Regions from separate parts of the Homo sapiens genome. Here region 1 is linked to region 2. The links are chromatin loops, found by intact Hi-C in ENCODE. Cell type or tissue: CD4-positive, alpha-beta T cell. All regions are shown on one strand.

What was found. Peaks named below come from ENCODE experiments on the same cell type or tissue, not always from the same donor. Only the 100,000 strongest peaks of a DNase experiment are listed, where the experiment ranks them.
Region 1: it touches region 2 in a loop (12-fold over the local background); 10 of 110 quality-filtered maps call a loop at or near these places.

Annotation. Positions count from the first base shown.
Region 1 is chr14:69,053,504-69,058,503 of GRCh38, reverse strand. DCAF5 (DDB1 and CUL4 associated factor 5) reads left to right here. Exons shown (of 9, transcript NM_003861.3): 9 at 2,893-5,000. The coding sequence ends at 4,647. Among named protein-coding and RNA genes, the nearest start is that of ACTN1-DT, 76 kb to the right of the region's middle. RefSeq lists enhancers at 1,710-2,277, 2,408-3,607. In CD4-positive, alpha-beta T cell, no CTCF peak of the experiment used is centred here; a DNase peak (open chromatin) is centred at 1,953.
Region 2 is chr14:68,909,018-68,914,017 of GRCh38, reverse strand. ACTN1 (actinin alpha 1) reads left to right here. Exons shown (of 22, transcript NM_001130004.2): 4 at 1,776-1,862; 5 at 3,976-4,063; 6 at 4,622-4,700. Among named protein-coding and RNA genes, the nearest start is that of ACTN1, 68 kb to the left of the region's middle. RefSeq lists an enhancer at 2,023-2,142. In CD4-positive, alpha-beta T cell, CTCF peaks have their summits at 2,036 and 2,237 (motif pointing left); a DNase peak (open chromatin) is centred at 2,217.

The DNA.
Region 1 (5,000 bases), 140 kb before region 2:
CTTGTCACCCAAGCTGGAGTGCAGTGGCGCGATCTCGGCTCACTGCAACCTTTTCCTCCTGGGTTCAAGCAATTCTCCTGCCTCAGCCTCCCGAGTAGCTGGGACTACAGGCACCTGTCACCACGCCCAGCTAATTTTTGTATTTTTGGTAGAGACAGGGTTTTACCACGTTGGCCAGGCTGGTCTCGAATTCCTGACCTCAAGTGATCTACCCGCCACGGCCTCCCAAAGTGCTAGGATTACAGGCTTGAGCCACCACGCCCGGCTGCCACATTTAACATGTAACAGGAAGTTGGTTTTTCATTGATTCACTTCTGAGTTGTTAACTTTCCAGTGTAAAGAGATTACCAATTTCACAAATGGTTGGAATTTATATATTAATACTAAGGATTAGGACCAAGATAATAGGAACGGTCAGTACTTATAATGTTCAGAAGTTTCTCTGAGGGTGGGTTTTAACATTCTGGTTGAGGCATTCAATTGCCAAATGAAAGAGAAAACATCACATTTATTGGTGTTGGGTATGGGCTTTGGTATCATTCTCATTTACACATATGAGAAACAGGCTTTCAAGTGTGAGGTCATTTGCTCAGGGCCACAGGAAATGACAGGTCTGGGGTTCCTACCTGCTCCCCTTACTGCTGAAGTGCTGTACTGTGTGTCTGGAGTGAAGGTTTTGTTTTGCTCTGAATCTTAGGATTGGATGAGACCCATCTAATTTACTGTTTAGAGGAAGGAGCTGCGCATCACCCACTAACTAGGAGTCAGTGGGAACCCCTACTCAAGACTCCTGCCTCTTAATCCTGTGTTTCACTCCATTACTCCAGGCTTCAGGAATGAACAGTCTACCTCAGCTTAATACATTCCAGAGCTCAAATGCAAACTAACTTTCAGTGTTATGACTTTCATTCCTGAAGGGAAAATGTAGGAGCTGGGTAGTAATACACTGGAACTTAAAAATGGGCTTAGTAAGGAGTTAAGCCAGCATCTCACTGTTGTTATTTTGTACTTTAGTTAACTAGTTGTGAGTTTCTGTGAGGTACAAATAGATTTATCTTCATATTAGAGAACATGGTTAATGACATTTTACCACTTTTAAACTGGAGAGGTGAGAGATTTGGCTCAGAATTACAAATAAGATGCAAAAAAAAAAAATCCTAAGGGCTTTCCCTTTTGGACCCCTCAGCTTCCTTTCTAAGCCACCAAGCTCTTTTATTCCCTTAGACATCTCTTTGCAGAGATAGTAATTATAGCTTAAGCCACATGCTGGAGACCATGTGTAAACCTTCAGATAAACCCTTTATTTTATTCTGCTTATTTTATGGTAACTGTAGTCTAGTGTTTCTCAAAAGTTGATCTCCCTACTTACTCATCCCTTGAGTGGTTAAAAATGCATGGTCCTGATACCTGTTCATGACTTACTGAATCAGAACCTCTAAGAGTGGGACTGAGGAATCAACATTATAATTGCTCTTCTGGTGATTCTTGTGCACTCCAAAGTGAAAACCAATCCCTTGAAACTCTCTAGGGTAAGATTATGAAGCTGGAGAGGAGAGAACATCTGAGCCACATCTAGAGTTATGGGTAGGGAACAAAGTTGAAGGAGGAATGAATCTGAGTTGGAAACTGGTGGAGAGATGCTAATCTAGAAGGTTTCTTCAGCCTCTTTGGAAATGGGGGGTCCTCTGCAGAGATACCACCTCTCAGGAATTGCCAAGTAAAGCATGGCAGGAATGGGACTCAGGAGAATTCCCACAGGGAGGTGCATTTGTCCTTAGATAGCTTTGGGGAAACGAAGTCTTGGTCTAGATGAAGGATGGGGAATTGAGGGGCCACTGTTTTCTGGGTTGGATGCCATCTAAAGATAGACACCAGCCTGTCAGGCAAGAAGATTGCCTGGGATTTCATCTGAGTTGCCATGACTACAGGCTGATGTAACTGGGCTGCTCTGTGCTGCTGTGAACCAGTCTGGCAGTCAGGTGGAGCTAATCGTTCTCGTTTGCAGTGACAGCTTAATTACCTTGCACTTGATTTTGCATAACAGTAAAGTTAAGCCTTTAAGTCAGGCAGACCTGAGTTTGAATCCTAGCTCTGCTGCCTTTTAGCTATGAGTCCATGTCCCTGACCATGGAGTGGAGGGGTATTATGAGTGGGGCTGCAGTTACCTGTCCTTGGGGCATGTGTCCTACCTACTCCTATAGCTAACAGACTTGTTGGGGATTAAGCCAGCAGCTCCCTGGTTAAGAGAACCCAGTTTCCTGGGTAACTAGTGCCTGTATGTCCAAGAGGGAACTGCAGTGTAGGCAGTTGGCTATTCTTATCAAGCTCCAGTGAGCAATTCCCATTAGTTAAAAATAGGAATGTTGCAGTTGGGCAGAAGTGGAGCTATAGGCTCAGATATTAACTACCATGGAGGGCTGAGTGCTGGGTCTGTTTTCATTTGGGAAAAGTGGTACCTCTCTGTGCACAGCTTCAGTCTTCTGAAAGTCTTTAACACCTTGGGAAATCTTCAAGTCATCCTCTATTCTCCAGGATTATTATTATAATGTCCAACTACTAATAGATGAAACTAAAAGGGAGGAAGATTCTGGTGGAGAAAGTATGTGATTACCCTGGGCCAAGAGACAGGACTTAGGTAGGTCTCTTGACACTAGGCTAATACTGTGTTCTAGACCATGCATTTCCCCACATCTGATTCTAAAAACCTCAGTTTTCATACATAACCCACATGATCCAGTCTGGTAAAGAACTTATTTTTAAGTTGGTTAGCAAGTCCTAGTTAAATTACAGGGAGAGTCTGGGGAAGTTCTGCCTTGGTGTTCTTTATCACCACCAGTGAAAGAATACTTTCCAGTTACTCCTTGTTGCTTTTGTTTTTCATTTTCTGTTCAGATCTGGAGCCCATACAAGCAGCCAGGATGTACTGGAGACCTCGACGGTCGGATTGAGGACGATTCCCGCTGCCTCTATACCCATGAAGAGTACATCAGCCTTGTGCTGAACAGTGGGAGTGGCCTGTCGCATGACTACGCCAACCAGTCGGTCCAGGAAGACCCCCGGATGATGGCCTTCTTTGACTCACTGGTACGCCGAGAGATCGAGGGCTGGAGCTCTGACTCAGACAGTGACCTCAGTGAGAGTACTATCCTCCAACTGCACGCTGGGGTCAGCGAGCGCTCAGGCTACACTGACTCAGAGTCTTCGGCCTCATTGCCTCGCTCCCCGCCTCCCACAGTAGATGAGTCTGCCGACAACGCCTTCCACCTGGGGCCCCTGCGGGTCACCACCACAAACACAGTAGCCTCAACTCCACCAACACCCACGTGTGAGGATGCAGCCTCTCGCCAGCAGCGTCTGTCTGCTCTGCGGCGCTACCAAGACAAACGCCTCCTGGCCCTTTCCAATGAGTCCGATTCTGAGGAGAATGTCTGTGAGGTGGAACTAGACACAGATCTCTTTCCCCGGCCACGGTCACCCAGCCCCGAAGATGAATCCAGCAGTTCCAGCAGCTCTAGCAGCTCTGAGGATGAGGAGGAGCTGAATGAACGCCGAGCCTCTACCTGGCAGCGGAATGCCATGCGGCGCCGACAGAAGACAACCCGAGAAGACAAGCCCAGTGCCCCAATCAAGCCCACCAACACTTACATTGGAGAAGACAACTATGATTACCCCCAGATCAAAGTGGATGACCTCTCCTCCTCCCCAACCTCGTCCCCTGAGCGGAGCACTTCCACGCTAGAGATTCAACCAAGCCGGGCATCACCAACTTCTGACATAGAATCAGTTGAGCGAAAAATTTATAAAGCTTACAAGTGGCTCCGCTACTCTTATATCTCCTACTCAAATAACAAAGATGGAGAGACCTCCTTGGTGACCGGGGAGGCAGATGAAGGGAGAGCAGGAACCAGCCACAAAGACAACCCAGCCCCTTCTTCCAGTAAGGAAGCCTGTCTAAACATAGCAATGGCCCAGAGGAACCAGGACCTGCCACCTGAAGGCTGCAGCAAGGACACTTTTAAAGAAGAGACTCCTAGAACTCCCAGCAATGGCCCAGGCCATGAGCACAGCAGCCATGCTTGGGCAGAGGTGCCAGAGGGTACCTCTCAGGACACTGGCAATAGCGGCTCTGTAGAGCACCCTTTTGAAACCAAGAAGCTCAATGGAAAGGCCCTGAGCAGTCGGGCTGAGGAGCCGCCTTCTCCTCCTGTCCCCAAGGCATCTGGCTCCACTCTCAACAGCGGGTCTGGCAACTGTCCCAGGACCCAGTCTGATGACAGTGAGGAGAGGAGCCTCGAAACCATCTGTGCCAACCACAACAATGGACGCTTACACCCTCGTCCCCCTCACCCTCACAATAACGGGCAGAACTTGGGGGAGCTGGAGGTGGTGGCCTACTCTTCCCCAGGACACTCAGACACTGACCGTGATAACTCGTCCCTGACAGGGACACTCCTACACAAAGATTGTTGCGGGTCTGAAATGGCCTGTGAGACCCCCAATGCTGGAACAAGAGAGGACCCCACTGACACCCCAGCCACAGATAGTAGCAGGGCTGTTCATGGCCACAGTGGCCTCAAAAGGCAACGAATTGAATTGGAAGATACAGATTCAGAGAATTCCTCCTCAGAGAAGAAATTAAAAACATGATAAATACAAAGGGAAAACAAAAAGCTACAAAAGTAGCCTTACAAAAAAAAAAAAATTGTTTAGTGAATACAGAGGAAAGGAAAAACAAGTATTAAAGGCACATGAAACCAGGGCCTGAAATTTTGTGTCTGATGCTGCTCCCTTCTATCCAACATTCAACAACGGGTCTGAATGTCTAGCTGGCCATTGGCTTGTGCTGTGTTAAGAAAGGGGAAAAAAAAATAACCCAAGTGACTCCTTTCTAGTGAGACGTGAGCGTAGTGTGCCGCGCAAGGCTCTGTGGAAGTAAATCTTTGTTGAGACGTTCGACTTGTTCTTGTGTACGCACAATGGCACGTGTGCGCTTATTGTCT
Region 2 (5,000 bases):
CACCTGGGTTCAAGCAATCCACCTGTCTTGGCCTCCCAAAGTGTTGGGAGTACAGGCTCGAGCCACTGTGCCAGGTCTATGAGTTGATTCTTGATGAGTAGTACTACCTCCCCACAATGTGGACTGCAAAATGCTGGCTGGCTGTGTTGCTTGGTAGCAAAAGGGGTTGCATGCTGCTCAGCTCTCTGTTTCTCTCCAACCCAAGCATTTGGATGTGGGACTGTGCCCCGCCTGGTGTCTGGGGCTCTGGGAGGGGCATTTTTACTTCCCTGTTTACAAGAAGGGTTACATCCTATTCCAAGTCCAAAGTGGACACTTGTTCCTTTGCTCAGCATCCCATGCAGACTCAGCAGGTTACCCGCTCCCCTGGGAGGTGGCTGTGGCCAAGCACTGCTCCATGGACTACACCCGGCTGGTCATGGAACAGCATACAGTTTTGCCCTCACTTTTGGGAAAGGGGCTAAGATGTTAGAGTATACCATCCTTAATGGAAATCCACTCTTGTTTCAGGGGTTTGTGGGATGCAAATCCTAGTAGGGTCAGAACTGCCTAGAAATTGATCCTTCTCATGGTTCTATTGGGTCTCCCCTAAAATTAATGTTGCAGGTAGGAAAAAAAAAGATATTCTTTGGGTACCTTACTCTTAACTGAGCGTGTCTTACCATGGGCCGGATTACTATCTCCTGGTCTGGAAGCAGGTGATGAGTGGGTGTGGAATCTACATTTGAGTATCACTTGTTCAACCACAAGACCATAGATTGCTCCATGTATTGGGCTCCTTAAAATAGGGCTTATTTATGTTGTATTCCCTGCCATTAGGCCTGGTACAGAAAAAAAGAGAAAATCTACTTCATAGAACTTGTAGATTCTAAAACTCTAAAAGGTGCTGCTTAGACTAAATATATTGGGTTATCTCTTAGCTGTGATCTTGAAGCTATTGTTTGATTTTTTAAAAAAACATCTGTTTTAATACCCAAACTGATGGCATTGTGAGATTGAGTCAGTGGATAGTTCAAGATGGCAATTTACAAAACTTTAAGTTTGTGACTTTCTCTTGATTCCACTGTTTTTCCACGTGTGGGTGGCTATTTTGAGAGCTGTGATTGCCCAGAGAGCCCCAGCTCACAGAATTGCCAGAACATTTGTGATTGCTTAGAAATCCTCCCCTCTTCATCAGGCTGGGAACACAGATCAGGATTTCAAATGCCCCCTTCTCTGTGGCCTTCCCTGATGTACCCACTGTCTCCAACTAGGATTGATTACACCCTTTTTTTGTGCCCCAAATAGACTTCTCTTCCAGCACCTGTCACAGTTTATTGCATTAACTTTAAGAAACATCCAGGCCAGGCATGGTAGCTCATGCCTGTAATTCCAGCACTTTGGGAGGCTAAGGTGGGAGGATCGTTTGAACCCAGGAGTTTGAGACCAGCCTGGGCAATATCGTAAGACCCTGTCTCTACAAAAAATGAAAAAATTAGCCGGGTGTGGTGGCCTATCTGTAGTCCCAGCTACCCAGGAAGGTGAGATGGGAGGATCGCTTGAGCCCAGGATTTGGAGGCTGCAGTGAGCCATGATTGCACCACTGCACGCTAGCTTGGGTGACAGAGCGAAAACCCTGTCTCAAAAACAAGCAAAAATCCTGTTTCCCTCTAGAAGTAGAGCTCTGGAGTCTTTTGATTCCTAGCGTGGGGCATGGAGTGCTGTGGGTGCTGAGGGAGTGTTAATTCTGTCCCCGCTGAGGCCCTTTCTGATGTGTGCTGCTGCTGTTTCTGTAGAAATCGTGGATGGGAATGTGAAGATGACCCTGGGCATGATCTGGACCATCATCCTGCGCTTTGCCATCCAGGACATCTCCGTGGAAGGTGGGTTTCTGCTTTGTTCCATCCCGCCATCACCATCTCGTCTCCCTCCCTGGGCTTAGCCTGGAGAACTCCCATACCCAGGGCAACGGACGTTGATCAGGGGCCATGTCCTGGGCTTCTTGCTCATTTATTGGGCATCAGCCTTCTCCTCCAGTCAATGTAGAAAAAAGAACTGTTTGCCATTCTGATTCTCATAGGCATGTTGGCCTCAGGGAAACTCCCCACTTTGGGAAAGCCCAAGGCTGCCATGGGGAAGTATATTGGAAAACCCACCTGGCTCTTGGGTTGTTAATCTGAAAGGGTGGGGAAATAGCGGCTGGGAGGAAGGACCAGGAGGGGCGCTAACCCCGTCCTCCACTTTGCTCCCCTAGCACCCTCTAGTGGCCATTTCACAGATCTGCAAGGGCCGCCATGGTCTGGAGAGGTGATCTCTACGCTTGATTCCACACTCGGGCAGTTTTTGAGCTTTATGTCTGCTATGCCTGTATTTATCTTGCATAATAATATTTGTGTATTGTTGTGCCTGTGATAAAACACACATACTGAAACAAACTTTTACAAGATGAGATGGAGATACTATTTTTTAAATATTTGTTTTAATGGCATAGACATCATAAACATTTTTAATCAAAGGAATTTCTTAATGAAAACAACGTGGATTCAATTCAATTGCTTTGTGATGGAGATCTAGGTGTGACACTCTGTGATGCAGCAATGTAGAGTTCCAAGTTCGGTTTATGGGTACTTGGTATTTAGGGTTGAAGTGGTTGGAAAGAGGGTCATAGTAGTCACCTGGGGTGTGGTTCTTGTTAATGATAGTGGATGTAAATCCATTTCTCAAATAGCCTTCTTGATGATTTTGATTCTTTTGGGTGGACTTCTTGTCAGCTCTGCAGTCATCATTGTGTTACTCTTGTGATTTAGCTGACGAAGAGCTTAAGCTAAGTAGAAGCATTAGCTTTTCCAATTTTTAAATTGTCTGCTTTTGCTTAGGTGGTTATGGTCTTTGTAGGAACCCTTGAATGTCATTTTAAAGTCCATTTTGTGTGTTGAAAATAAATGAGATCATTCATGAACACAGTCCACTGAGTACCTTAACCTCCAATTCACAGGCACAAACACAGGGTGTATTAGTCCGTTTTCACGCTGCTGGTAAGGACATACCCGAGACTGGGTAATTTATAAATAAAAAGAGGTTTAATGGACTCACAGTTCCACATGGCTGGGGAGGCCTCACAGTCATTGCAGAAGAGCAAGGGAGAGCAAAGGGACCTCTTACATGGCAGCAGGCAGAGAATGAGAGCCAAGTGAAAGGGGTTTCCCCTTAGAAAACCATCAGACCTCGTGAGACTTATTCACTACCACGAGAACAGTATGGGGGAAACCACGCCCACGACTCAATCATCTCCCACCGTCTCTCTCCCACAACACGTGGGAATTATGGGAGCTACAATTCAAGATGAGATTTGGGCGGGGACACAGCACAAACCTAGCAGGGGGGTAGTGTGGTTTGCAGTCTTTCTTCTGTGCTGGGAGCTCCGTGAGCCCCCTCAGTTGCCTGCCTAACCTCATAGACACGTGGCTGCTTCACACACAGAGGGCAGCAGTATTGATCCGTGCAGTAAATATAAGGAAACCTTATTTTTTAGATTAAAAACAAAATCTGTCTAGGAGTCCTAATGCTTTCTTCTCACTCAGCTGTGTGCACCCCTCAGGCTGTGGGATTCCCCTGTCTGGAGACCCCTAGATGTGTAGATTTCCCAGATCAAATCTTCCTCCCCAACCTGATAGAGGTTGCCGACTTATTTTGTATCATTACCATTTCTTTGAATAAAAGAGAGTAGGGGGAGCTAATTCTTGAAGTTTGAAAAACTGTTGTCTCAAAATTTACACGTGTAACACGACTAGCTCTGAACAGCTTCCCAGCTTGCTTTTTCTGTTTCTCAAATAACTTCTCAAACTCTGTCAAGGGAATAGACTTGATGGCCAGGGCTCCTCCTTCAGTAGCTGCAGGGTTGGCATCAAAGGGTCACAGTGGGGCCTCCTGTGAGCCGGCATCCCTCCCTCCACCGAGTCAGCCCTCTGACCTCGCTGCCCATCCCCTTCCCCATAGAGACTTCAGCCAAGGAAGGGCTGCTCCTGTGGTGTCAGAGAAAGACAGCCCCTTACAAAAATGTCAACATCCAGAACTTCCACATAAGGTGAGTGCTGGGGTCTGAGGGGCTCTCACAGAACCAGGCTGCCTCCCCCGGGAGCTCCCAGACCCCCTTGGCTGGGTCAGTCTCAGCTTTAGAACAAAGTGGAGACCTCTGGGGGAAGAAGTAGCTTTCCTTGGGAAGGGGATGTCGCCATCGCTCTGAATCCCCCCGTCTCTCTCCCTGCAGTGTCTTAGATGGGGCTGCTGCCTGATATAACTTTGGTTGATGCTTTTGCTACTGGGAGCGCCCCCAAGGAAATTGTCCAGGAAGTCCCAGCCCAGGGCTCTGGAACAGCAGACTAGGGCCATAGGCCTTGGTCGGGGGTAGGGCTGGATATGGCAGGTTTATCTGAACTTGTCAACCCCCCCACAAAGTCTTGACCCTAGTGCCTGGGATTTGTGGCAGGAAGAAATGTCCCTTCCCATCCTGTCTTCTAACTCCTACCCCAGAAAGCTCTATGTGTTCATCTCTCTGGTGTCTAGGAGGCCCCTGCTTTGCCCTGGTTGCCCGTTTGTTCAGCCTCATTTACCAGCCTGCTCCTTCTTCTCTCTCCCCGGGCAGCTGGAAGGATGGCCTCGGCTTCTGTGCTTTGATCCACCGACACCGGCCCGAGCTGATTGACTACGGGAAGCTGCGGAAGGTATGTGTGCCCACCTGACCACCCGCTTTGGGTCCCTGGCAGGTGGGGTGGGAAAAGAGCAGGACTAGGACCCTTGTTGTGACAGTCCATGGTCCAGCCTGAGCAGTGTTGGCCTCTTAGAATAGCCAGACAGAGCCCCAACTGAAAGTGAAGAGAAAACACCTTCCCTGTTAGGGCAACTTCATTACCCTTGTGCGTGGTGTGTGTGTACTTGCACACATACACAGCCCATCAGGAAAATATCACAGCTGTGACAGCAGCTTTGTCAGAGGGATGGAATGATACATGGTGTTTCTCCCT